2 separate regions of the Mus musculus genome follow, and region 1 is linked to region 2. The links are chromatin contacts, found by Hi-C in ENCODE. All regions are on one chromosome and are shown on one strand. The core of a region is the stretch at or near the end of the contact, and the rest is flanking DNA. Distances in the headings are between cores, read along the strand shown. Region 1 holds the start of Cyp2d34 (cytochrome P450, family 2, subfamily d, polypeptide 34). Region 2 holds the start of Cyp2d12 (cytochrome P450, family 2, subfamily d, polypeptide 12).

Region 1 (6,364 bases), core at 1,029-3,528, 66 kb after region 2:
CGCCACTCGGGCCCGTAAGATGCAAGGACCACACCTGCAGACACATCTGTGTGTAACCAAGAATACCCAAATCTGCTGTCTCCTGCTCTCATCAATTCTCTTCCCCTCTGGGTTCTGTTCTAGCCATGAGCCTCTCAAATCCTTGTCACCACAATCCAGCGCATGCCTTCTGGGTAGTCATCCTGGATTTCAGTGACTTATCTGTGAATTGCTTGACCACATTCCCACCCACATTTATGCCCCATGCTTCCTTGGCTCATTGCCATATCTCCAAAGCTCTCACCCTCCACACAGCTCTTTACCTTGGGATTTGCTCTTAAAACCTAGGTACTCAAATATGGGCACTGGAGGGTGGTCAGCAGTGTCCTTGCCACAGGTCAACAGCACTTCCTGCATCGCCTTTAGTCCATTGATCACAACCACGGGCTTCCAGGCCATCTGCAGACTGAACACATCACCATAGCGGTTTTGAAGCTGAAGAAGAGGGACAGAAAACATAGGAAGTGGAGGTCCCCACAGACCATAGAACTAAGCTCACTGCACAACCATTGTTGTCTTAGGGTTTCTGTTCCTGCACAAAACTTCATGACCAAGAACCAAGCTGGGGAGGAAAGGGTTTATTCATCTTACTCTTCCTCATTGCTGTTCATTACCAAAGGAAGTCAGAACTGGATCTCAAGTAGGTCAGGAAGCAGGAATTGATGCAGAGGCCATGGAGGGATGCTACTTACTGGCTTGCTTCCCCTGGCTTGCTCAGCTTCCTTCCTTCCTTCCTTCCTTCCTTCCTTCCTTCCTTCTTTCCTTCCTTCCTTCCTTCCTTCCTTCCTTCCTTCCTTCCTTCCTTCCTTTCCTTCTTTCTTCTTTTTCTTTTCTCTTTCTTTCTTTCTTTCTCTTTCTTTCTTTCTTTCTTTCTTTCTTTCTTTCTTTCTTTCTTTCTTTCTTTCTTTCTGTTTGTTTTCTTTTTCGAGACAGGGTTTCTCTGTATAGCCCCGGCTGTCCTGGAACTCATTTTGTTTGTAGATCAGGCTGGCCTCAAACTCAGAAATCTGCTTGCCTCTGCCTCCTGAGTGCTAGGATTAATGGCGTGCACCACCATGCCCGGTTCAGCTTGCTTTCTTAAAGAACCCAAGATTACCATCCCAGGAATGTCACCACCCACAATGGGCCCTCCCACCCTTGATCATTAACTGAGAAAAATGCCTTACAGCTGGATCTCATGGAGGCATTTCCTCAAGGCTCCTTTCTCTATGATAACTCCAGCTTGTGTCAAGTTGACACGTAAAAACAGCCAGTACAATTGTCAAAATGTGAGCATGCACAGGCAGTTTCTGAGTCTGTATGTGCATATTTGTGTATGTTTACCCATGCATGTTTGTATATTTGAATGTGAGTATGTATTCATATGTGTATGGGTTTCCATGTGTGTCTCTGTGTGTGTGTACATGTGTATTTGTGTGTGTGTGTTGCTTGTTATTGAACCTTGCTCCTCAAATATCCTGGGAAACTGCTCCTCACTGAGCCCTATCCCCAATCTGAAGATCCTTACCACTGTGGTGTCTTATCTTTTAAGTTCAGCAAAGGAATTATATTAATGTGACACCCTAGTGGTGATCTTGCCAGAGCCAGAAAACTGTCTTGGGATCCCTTGGCATGTCAATATGCATGAAGAAATTCTGGTTCTTTGATAGGCCAGATAGCACAGCAGCAAGATATTCAGGCAACCACAAACCCTCTCTGTACTCGGTGTCCTAACTGAGATGGGCAGTAGACCCCAAAGCAGCCCAAGACCTCATCTTTGTACGGACCATAAGGGCCTTGGGACCTCTATGGCTACTGCTCGTCCAACCAGACTGAACGTTGCCATCACATCCTGCTTCACCACCTGGAATTTATCCCCCAAAACTATTGCCCTAGAAAGTCCCAGTGGATGCCACCAAAAAATTGGGGGCCCAGTTCCCTGTCTGACCAGTTGCTCGACCCCTACTATGTGCTGATACAAACAACATAACTTCATATACCACCCACCACTAAGTCACTCACCTTGTACAAGCTGTATGGAATGTTATCCAGGTCCACCTGCAGCAGGTTACCCAGCACAGGCCATGGCACAGGGCCTGGTGGGTAGCGAGAAGTCCAGTGCTGGCGCCGGTGCATCAGGTCCACCAGAATCAGGAAGATGACCGTGAATATGGCCACAGACCACAAACCAGTTCCAGTCAGCAACTCCATGGTTGCCCCACTGCTGCCCAGGCTTCCCAGAGGCCAATGACCAACACTCAATACAACACCTAGGATCAGGAAGCACCAAGCTTCCTTTATAAGGATAGGATCCTGCCACCTTATAAAGGAGTGCCAGGGTTGCCCTTTGTCCTCTACTACCACCAACCTCATTCCTTTGTTTTGCTTGGCCAAGTGTAGGGAGGGGCCGCTGTTGTTCAGTCCCTTCCAGGAGCTGAGCATGTTGATTCTGCTGGGCTGAACATGGTAGGCAGCTGTCTAGTGGACTCCTGCTTCAAGATGGATGATCTGATCGTTGTGTGCAGTAAATTCATCTGGTATGCTACCCATGCAAATCTTTGAGGGCTTGAGGACATTGCCTCAGAGAGGAATGAGACCTCCTAGACCTTCATGGAGCACTTTGTTGGGGGGCATGAGGGTTGATTGGCATCCAGTCAATGGTTTCTGTGGGTTTCTGAGCAGTGCAAAGCTGTCTCCTGAAGTTGAAGGGAAGAGTCTGGAGCTTTTATGAGCAAAACTAGGGCAGTGGTGGAAGGAAGCTGAAATCCCTGTGGGCAAGTGAAGATCAGTGAGGAAAGGCAGGTAGAGGCCCTATGGGAAAGGGAGAGGTTGTGGTGGGAAGGCAGCTAGAGTCCTTGTTAAGTGAGGACCAGTTGGGGAAGGCAGCTGAAGCATTGCCATCTTCAGTGCAGGTCTGTGGTCATCCAGTTGATAAGACACCACAACATAGAACACAGAATTTCTCAGACCCAGTCTGAGGAAGCTGAGAAGTGATCTGAGAATCTTGCATGCCACTAATTTGGTACAGGGACATGTCACATGCTGGCCTCTGTTTCTTATTCACCCCTTGTTTCTTGGGGGGGGGGGTAAATCTCACCTGGGAACAGTCTTCTACCTGGAGATAAATAGAAGTTTTCTTCCTCATGCCAGAGGCCTGTGGTCAGGGTGAACAGCCATGAGGAAAAAAGAAAGATGACTTCTGAGCCTTCAAACAATGGCACCTGTGTGCTGGGCACTGCAGGGCACTCAGCACATAGCAGCTCACCTTCACTAGGGTCAGCAGAGGCTCAGTCCCAGTTCTTGTTGGGGATCTAGACCTCTAAAGATCAAAGTTCAGACTCTCTCTATTGTACCTTTAGTGTGGCAGAAGGGAGGCAGGAGCATGGCTGAGACCATACCCTGCAGCCCCACAGTAATGACTACACATGGGTCTCCTCCTCTCTGAGGTAGATGCCACCCCTGTACTGACCACCTGTGTGTCACGGGAGCCTGTGTGGGACTCTATGCAGATTGCTGGCCTGATGCCTCTAAGCCTGTTTCCTCTTCCTGTCCATGATTCATAGCCCTGCCCAACAGAGTTCTATAGAATGGCACCATAGGTTGGGGCAGAGACAAGGGTCTTTCATGAGCCCCAATTTGGTCTGAAAGGACACCTGTATGGGAGGTAGGACACCAGCATGGATCATGATTAGAAAGGGGATTAGGGAGACAGCTTGCTCAGGTCACTGACAGAATCAGGCTGCTGGGTTCCTCATGGTTTGCTCCAGGCCCTTCAAGGGTAACTTTTGGTGCCTTATGATTTAACCTGCGTGTCAGTGCTCGGACAACACATTTGGCCTCTCACCTCTACCTGTCTGTGTCATACATGCCATTATCTAAGAGAAGCAGTGGTGCTTACAGGGTGCTGGCCCCAGTGGGGGATGGGCTGACTCAGGCTGGATTTTCCTACATCAGGTAAGTGAGCCCTTGTGAGGTAAGTGCACAGAAAGGTGAGGGATGTAACACACTGTGCTGTAATGGGTTTCCTCTCTATATCTAGCTCTTAAGAGAGGCTTGGATGTTCTGCTAACCCTCTGCCTGCTGCTACTATCTTCTTCCCTTCATCCTCAGTCCATGTCCTCTCAGCCATGTGACCAACTTTTATCTGTCAGGATCATGTGACTTTAGGTGGGCTGGAGTCTGCATATTCATCTCAGCAGCATAGGTGTGCATTGTCCACAACGGGAAGCAGGGACTGAATCCCTGGCCATCAAGTATTGCTGCACCAAGACAGCAGTGCTCCCAGGTTTGCAATTTTCTGCACACATATCAACAGATACTTGATTGCTGTCCTTTGGACTTCACTGGAAAAGGTCAGATCCAACCTGGGCAGATTTCTCCTGGACTCTGTCCTGTGCATTGTTTATCCTCTTTACTGCCTTTGATTTGCCTCATTTTGTTAAAATGAAGACCAGTAGTGAATCTCAAAGCCACCACTAGGTCTTCCGTCTATCCCTAAGCATCCTGGAAAGTGGGATGTGGCTCACTGGGATGATTGTGACTTTTGAGGGCAGCCTTAGGAAAGCTTAGTTTGGGCAAAGGATGGCAGAGGTTGTCTAGGGTTGGTGATCCTTTCTTCTCTGATTGGTTACTGTACCCCTCATGGTGTGAGGCCACAGTGGGTCTGTGGTCCATTCCCATGGGCTGGTACCTATGAAACCACAAACCATAGAATCAATACGTGAGAAGCACATTTGATAGGTAACAAAACGCAGGAATTGTAAATATTTTGACTTAACCTCCATGCTAAACAATGAGAAAAAATTACAAGAAGTAAAAGAAAAGGCATGGAAAGTACAGCATTGGAACATCAGGTCCCAGACTGAGACTGACCAGGAAAAGACAAGCGTCACTCTATGAATGGAGAGCCATAATCCCAACCATGCTCAACAGTTGAGGCAGCTCTGCATTGTTTTTGTTTTTGAGCTTTAAAGCACCTCATCTTAGTTGAAGAGAATATTTTGAGACATTGTTCCATGCCAGGGGGAGGGGCAGCCCCAATGGGTGTGTGTGTGTGTGTGTGTGTGTGTGTGTGTGTCTTCTTTCTTGTTGATTCTTCTTGAGGCAGTGGAGGGGGAAGAGTGTCAGTGGAGGGTAAGACTTTGTCTTACGAGATTCATGGGTTAGACTTTGTTTTACGAGATTCCGGGTGTAAGACTGTACAAGATATTTAGGGTTGCTGTGTAATAAAAGGTTTATTTATCTAAGTCAAAGTCACTATGCTATTGTAGCTGACCTGCCTTCTGTGATCCTCTGAGGCCAGAAACTGCAGTTTCGTCCTAAAACAGCAGGAGATTAAGTAAAGGATTAATTGCTAGAGTCTTTTCCCTATTGTCCAGATGCCTCTTGCTTGTCAGGCTAGGGGGAAGTTTGAAGTAATACATTTCTATTGAACCAGGAGAAAAGAATAACACTCACAGAGGGAAAAGCTTTTACATAAATAAATATGCATAATCTCACATAAGTTCATTTACAGATTCATAATGCCCATTTATACATATCCCGTTCAAACCAGGTGCACCCAACTTGCATGCACTCTTACAATGCACTCTCACAATACTTACACACACACATATGCATAAATTCTCACAATTCTATACCTACACACACAGACATCCATACTTACATATGCATATGGAGTAAATGACCAACACTGGTACAGAAAGAGTTTACTCATTCTGGATGAAAAATACACTCCAATCTTTATTACATAGAGAAAGAAAATGCTTCTACCTTTTTAATGCTAAACGAATTAAACCCATGTTTGTAAGAAAAAAAAAACTGTGTTCCTTTTAATAAGACTAAGCCTATCTTGTCTTTACCATTAGATCTGTTCTGTCCATGGTAAGGAGAAGCCTGCCTGCTCCTTCTGCTTTCTGCAGTGTCTTCTTATTTCTTCTTTCCCTCTGGGTTCTGCACATTGCTCTCTTAGTATTTTATGTTCCCTATAATTTCTAAGTTATTCAATTCTGCATTCTCCTTCTAATCTTGTTCTCTCCTCCTGGTCTGATGTCACAATTGATTACTCTCAATGTCTTTTCTCTGAAAGCTCTGCCTATACTTCTAAGTTCTTCTTGAGTTCAGTTCTGTCTAGAAATTGCTCTGTCTACAAACTTCTCCTCAGCTCAGTTCCCTCTCAAGCTCACTTCTTCTCAGCTCCATTCCTCTCACCTCAGTCCCTCCGTTCTGACTCCTCTCTTTGTCCTCAGCCCTTAAACATCTCTCAGAATACACGATCACATGGTAAAAAGTTCATCACAAGTTCACACACAAAATCAAATCATAAATTGAAATAGAAGTAAACATC
Region 2 (6,681 bases), core at 4,095-6,594:
GGCATGCTGCAGGCAGAGCTAAGAGTTCTACATCTTCATCTGAGAGCTCCTGGCAGGCTCCAAGTCAGCTAGGATGAGGGTCTTAAAGCTCATACCCTCAGTGACACATCCACTCCAACAGGGCTACACCTTCTAATAGTGCCACTCCCTGAGCCAAGCATATACAAATCATAACACTCCACTCTTTGGAACCCATAGGCTTGTTCAAACAAATGAGACTATCAGGGGCATACCTAAAAATACTGTAATGCAAAATAAATTAGGCCTACTTCAAAAGTCCCCATAGTCTATAGCAGTCTCAACAATGTTAAAAGTCAAAAGTTCAAAGTCTTTTCTGAGATTCATCCAGTAACTCAACTGTAATCTCCAAGTCAAGACAGGAAACCAGCTGGGGTAAACTGCAAACATCTCCATGTCTGATGTCAAAGCAGTCTTCAGATCTCTACCTCCTTTTTCATCTTTTTTTTTTGGGGGGGTGTTTGGTTTTTTCAATATATGGTTTCTCTATCGTTTTTTATCTTTGGTGATTGCAATAAACTTCTTTCTCTTCTGCTGCTTCTACTCCCTGTTAGCATCTTTCCTAAGCACATAGCCCCTGGCTTTGTCATCTCCAACATTTTGTGGTCTTAAAAACAACTTTAATGCTACATCTTCTTGTTTCTGTGTTTGGGATCCAAACATGATCTTCTGCACTAATCCAAAGGACTGGCAGCACTTCTCCAGTTCTGCCCTCTGTAGCATTCTAGGCTCAGGTTGATCCACTCCACAGATATTGCTGTTGTTGGTGATCATCCCAAGGAACAGGTATCTCCAATGTGCTGGAGTCTTCTGCTGCAATTAAGCTTCATCAATAGCCTCTCTTTTTTAAATTAATGTTATACTTAATTTATTTTTTTCTACTCTATATTCCATTTCCTCCCCTCCCCCATCCACCCTATGTCTGCTCCACATCCCATGCCTCCTCCCCACTCCACCCAATTTGCCACATAGATGCTCTCACTCCACAACCCACCTGAACTCTAAACTCTCTGGGGCCTCCAGTCTCTTAAGGGTTAGGTACATCATTTCTGAATGAACACAGATCTGAAGTCCTCTACTGAATGTATGTTGGGGGCCTCATATCAGCTGGTATATGCTGTCTGTTTAGTGGTCCAGTGTTTGAGAGATCTTGGGGATCCAGATTATTTGAGACTGCTGGTCCTCCTACAGGATTACCCTTCTCCTCAGCATAGGCTCTCTTATTGGGTTCAAGCCTCGACTTCTTTGCATGACCCTTTCAGTCCTGGAACATCAACTGCAACTGAGGCTGTGCATTCACCAAAAGCCTTCCATGGCCTCTCACAGTGCCAAGCCTCAGCAGCTCTTCATCACCCCATTTTGCCTTCACAATCGGTACCACTTCATCACTCGTACAATGTACATTACCAAGTACAGGTACTACACAAGGTACCAACTTGGCTATCTCTGGAACACAGCTTCTTTGTGCTCTCAGAAAACATTTCCCAGAAGTCTTCACCAGAAGTTATACTGTTTGCTTCTTATTCACCACTAATTTCTTAGTTCCAGCTAACCAGCATCAATTGTTCCAGTAGTTCCTTTTATTATGGACTCTAAAGCCAGAGCCACGTGGCCAAAGCTGCAGAGTTCTGTTGCCTTATCACCAAATTTCTGTTTTCCAACTCTTTCTCTGCCTAAGCTTGGATGTCCTGAAACTTGCAGTATAAATTTCTTTGAACTCAGAGATTTTCTTGCCTGTCTCCTAAACACTGGGATTAAAGGTGTGGGTCTACCCAGCCTGGATTTAAGTTTTTCTTCACCTAGAACTTCCTCTTTTTTCTGCTGGCCTTGAAATCAGAGAACTGTTTGTCTTTGCCTCCTGGGATTAATAGCTTATAATACCATGCCTGGATCTAAATTTAGCTGGGTAGAAGGTTGCCCCAAGTTCATTACTCCCTTGGGCAGAGAATTTGGGGTTGCTTCTAGAATTTTTGCCAGGACTTGTCACTGGGCTCAAGGAAGTAGGCTCAGTTAAAATATTCACATTTAGGTTAATACAAAGCTCAAGGAAATCTCTACTGAAAAATGTGTGGCATTCCTTTTACCTTGGTCATCTTCTTAAGCCCCTAAAAACAGAGAACAGGGGTTATGTTTATTGACCTGCTTGGTCTCTTTGTTTATTACCTTGTTTTATTACTTCGGCTTTGACCTAAGAACTGACCCTATTCTCTGCAAGTACCTAAAAATTTGTACATTGGTAACAGAAATTTGGCTTAAAACTGGAAACTTAGTGGGAGCCATTCTAGAGAACAATACATGCAATGAGCCAACCTAGGGAAAAAAGACTCTAGAGATATCCCTAAATTGGAATAATATTTTATATAATTCTTGTCCTAGAAACCGGATTCATAAAAGATATGATTTAAAATAATTAGATATTAGAAGCTGCACAGTCATGCATTCATATATAAGAACTGGAAACCAAACTTTGTAACATGATACTTATGAACTTGTTATTCATTTTAGAAAGAGCAGACACTGTTAACATTTGGTTTTGCTTTCCAAAATTATGGTTATGCTTTAATATTGGAGAAGAAACTTTAAAATTATAGTCAAACTGCCAATGTTCCATTAGCTACTTTTTACAATTCAATCATATCTCAAGATTTTAATCACCCATATTTTTAATTGAGAAAAAATCAAGGAAGTGGAGATTATTGCAAGATTTATAAAAGATTAAAGGAAGTATGGGATCTCCTGCTCTGCGATTCCAAAAAGTAGGTATAAAATTGGTGCAGATTTAAAACATTCGTTTTATAGTATTTCTTTGCATCTTGATGATTGTAAAAGGTTTGTATTTAGTGTGCTTGTCACTTAAGCAATAGATATTGTTGGAATAGTTTTGCCTGAAGGAATGGCTAAAAACCCTGTCTTATGTTTAAAAAAAAAATGTTTGTTGCTTCAATACAAGAAGTTAGGACTTTGCATCTTTCTATGTATATTATACATTATAGGGATGATATTTTGTTAGCTGATTTCTCTAAACGCTTTTCTTACATGATTTTGCTCTTATTCAACAAGCTTTAAATGTTGGGGATTGACTCCAGCACCGGGGATCCTTGCCCGGGGAGTCTCCGGACACCCCCAAAGACATCCACAGGATCCCCCACGGGATCTTAAGACCCCTGGTGAGTGGAACACAGTGTCTGCTCCAATCCAATCGTGTGGGACCTGAGACTGAATTAACTAGGGAAGCAGATAAGCCGGCCTGATCAGGGGCACAAATCCCTTCCAGTCCAGTCTAGCACCGGGGTTCCTTGCACTCAGAGTTTCTGAACACTCCCAAGGTTCTCACAGGACCCTCCACGGGATCTTAAGACCTCTAGTGAGTGGAAAAAAACTTCTACCAGGAGGCAGGTTCGAACACCAAATATCTGGGCACCTTCCCTGCAAGAGGAGAGCTTGCCAGCAGAGAGTACTCGAACCACTGAAACTAAGGAGGGAACTAGTCTCCCAGGTCTGCTGATAGAGGCTAACATAATCACCTAAGGAACAAGCTCTAACCAGAGAAAACTATGGTAATGGATCACAGTCCTGAAGTGGCCTTGCACCATGAGGGGTACAGTAACCTCCCAGGGATGAAAGTCTAACCAACACTAGCCAACCTCTGCCCACAAGATTCTCAGATCATTTCTCAGCTTCCCAGGCTGAGTTTGAGAAATCTTGTGTTTTATGTCTTGCTGCCTGATCAACTGGATGACCACAGACCTGTAGTGAAGATGGCACATGCTCCAGCTGCCTTCCCCACTGCCCCTCACTAATCAACAGAGCCTTTAGCTGCCTTCGCACCACTACCTTTCACTTTTCAATAGTGGCTTTACCTGCCTTCCCACCACTGGCCCACACTCGTCCTCAAGGATTCCAGCTTCCCTCCCTGACTGGCCTTCTTTTGCCCTTAGGGGCTTCATCCTCTTTCCCTCAACTGCAGGAGACAGTCTTCCACTGATCTCTCACACACAGAAGCCATTGACAGGATGCCAGTCAATCCTCATTTCCTGCCAACAAAGTGCTTCATGAAGATCTAGGAGGTTTCATTCCTCTTTGAGGCAGTATCCTCAATGTAGGACTGTGATAAGCAGCCTATTTTGGTTGAATGAGGCTTGCTTTGGCAACCCAGTAGAAAACTCTACAAGGAATAGAACACTGAGTCACATTCCCAGAGACAGGTGCCTGACACCACAGAGTCCTCAACTCCAAAATTCTTTGAGTATAAGTCACACAGAGAATGTCCCAAGCTTCTGGCATTCTGGCTAGACTTTACACACACACACACACACACACACACACACACACACACACACACACACACACAACTAAAGTTACCTGACTGTAGCCAGGTATACTCCTCCCCACAGTTACCTGATATCCCAGCCCACTATAAAAGGAGCTGCTTGGCCCCTCCTTGCTCTCCTTAGCTCTCACCTTTCTTACTCTCCTCTCTAGCCCTCCTTCTCTCTCTCCCTTGCCCCTGCTTTCTCCATGTGGCCATTGCCAGCCTCCCTCTCTCTTTCTACCTTCTCTCTTTCACCCTGCCTTTCTACAATAAAGCTCTAAAACCATAGACTGTCTTTGATCCTCAAGGCCTGCCATGCTTGAACCAGGGGATAGGCTTTCCCCTAAGGAGCTGTGTTTAACCTCCTTCTGGAAGGGCTTCCTGTGCTCCAGCCATGGGCACGACCAAGGACTCTTTCCAGTGTGGGAACCACCCTTCACCCCCCTCTCCCCCTGACCTCTCCTCGGCCTGGGGCTGACTGAATCACCCTCAGAACCCCCATTTGTCTCAGCACTCCCACAGTATCCAGTGTGAGATGCCCAAGACCGAGAACCTGTTACCTACTACTGCCTCTTGTTCACACTATCCACCAAGCTGGGGTCCCTGGCTTCCTACAACCAGACACCCACCTGGGGTGGCATATAAAGCAAGTGGCAGTCCTTCCATGTCTGACCAACCAGAGCACCGGAACTCTGGCGGGACGGGGGTTTTCTCCCACTCCCTCTTTTCCCCCACACCCACTGCCCAACACCTCAAGCCCTCAAAGAATTGCATGGGTAGCATAACAATGAATTTTCTGCACAGAATGATCAGATCATCCATCTTGAAGCAGGAGTCCACTAGACATCTGCATTCCATGTTCAGCCCAGCAGAATCAGCAGCTTCTGGAAGAAACTAAACATCACTGGCTCCTCCCTACACCAGGTCAAACAAAACACTGGGTTGGGGCAGGACACAGAAGACAAAGGGCAACCCTGGCACTCCTTTATAAGGCAGAAGGATCCTGATCCTAGGTGTTTGATGTAGCGTTTTTCATTGGTCTCTGGGAAGCCTGGGAAGCAGTGGGGCAGTCATGGAGCTGCTGACTGGGACTGACCTGTGGTCTGTGGCCATATTCACAGTCATCTTCATATTACTGGTGGACCTGATGCACCGGCGCCAGAGCTGGACTTCTTGCTACCCACCAGGCCCTGTGCCATGGCCTGTGCTGGGTAACCTGCTGCAGGTAGACCTAAATAATATGCCATACAGCTTGTACAAGGTGAGTGACTTAGCGATGGATGGTATATGAAGTTATGGTGTCCTTAGTGGCACATAGTAGGGTTTGAACTACAGGTCAGACTGGGATATAGACCCCCCAAGAGGGAACAGGCTTAGAAATGTTTTGGTAGCAGCCACTGGGAGTACCTAGAGCAAACGTTTATGGGGAAAAAGTCGAGGAGATGAAGCAGGATGTGACAGCAGGATTTAGTGTGTTTATACAGGGCAGCAGCCATAGAGATCCCAAGTCCATTATGGCCCTGTCAAAAACAAGGTCTTTGCCTGCTGTGAGGTCTACCACCACAGACAGTCAGGACACAGAGTGTAGAGAGGGACTGTGGCTGCCTGAATCTCTTGCTGCTGTGTGCTCTCTGGCCTCACTGCCCATCCTGAGAAACCAGTTTCTTAGTGAATGTTGACATGCTAAAGAACCCAGGACAGTTTCTGGCTCTGGCAAGGTCACCACTGGGGTGTCACATCTACTGTGATTACTTTGCTGAACTTAAAAATAAGACACCACAGTGGTAGGCAGCCTTATGCTGGGGATGGAGCTCAGGGAAGAGCATTTTCCCAGGATACATGAGGACCAAAGTTTAATAACAAGAACACATACAAATATACATGTACACACACAAATACAGAGAGAGAGACAGAGAGAGACAGCTAGATGCATGGACTCACATACACATATACACACATACTTAAATTCACACACACAAACATGTATGTGTAAACATACACAAATGTGCACTCACACACATAGAAAGTGCCTTGCACTCTCTCACACTGACATTGTTATTCAGTGAGCCTGGTTCTATGATCTGTGGGCACCTCTACTTCCTATGTGCTTTGTCCCTCTACTTCAGCTTCAAAACCGCTATGGTGACGTGTTTAGCCTACAGATGGCCTGGAAGCCTATGGTTGTGATCAACAGAATGAAGGCAATGAAGGAAGTGCTGTTGACCTGTGGAGAGGACACTGCTGACCGCCCTCCAGTGCCCATCTTTGAGCATCTTGGTTTCAAGCCCAGATCCCAAGGTAAAGGGCTGTGTGGATGGTGGATTTGGGTTCAGACGTGTGGGAATAAGCTG

Evidence for each region. Hi-C counts contacts between places; a loop is a spot of excess contacts on that map.
Region 1: a map of T-helper 1 cell shows a loop between it and region 2 (1.8-fold over the local background). The contact joins the promoter of Cyp2d34 here to the promoter of Cyp2d12 in region 2. A Hi-C loop is called at or near these places in 3 of 37 maps with a recorded cell type or tissue (T-helper 1 cell, T-helper 17 cell and T-helper 2 cell).

Annotation. Positions count from the first base shown.
Region 1 is chr15:82,618,629-82,624,992 of GRCm38, forward strand. It overlaps Cyp2d34 (cytochrome P450, family 2, subfamily d, polypeptide 34), which reads right to left and starts at 2,279. Exons shown (of 9, transcript NM_145474.2): 1 at 2,041-2,279; 2 at 303-474; 3 at 1-34. The coding sequence starts at 2,229.
Region 2 is chr15:82,549,745-82,556,425 of GRCm38, forward strand. It overlaps Cyp2d12 (cytochrome P450, family 2, subfamily d, polypeptide 12), which reads left to right and starts at 5,345. Exons shown (of 9, transcript NM_201360.2): 1 at 5,345-5,591; 2 at 6,457-6,628. The coding sequence starts at 5,403.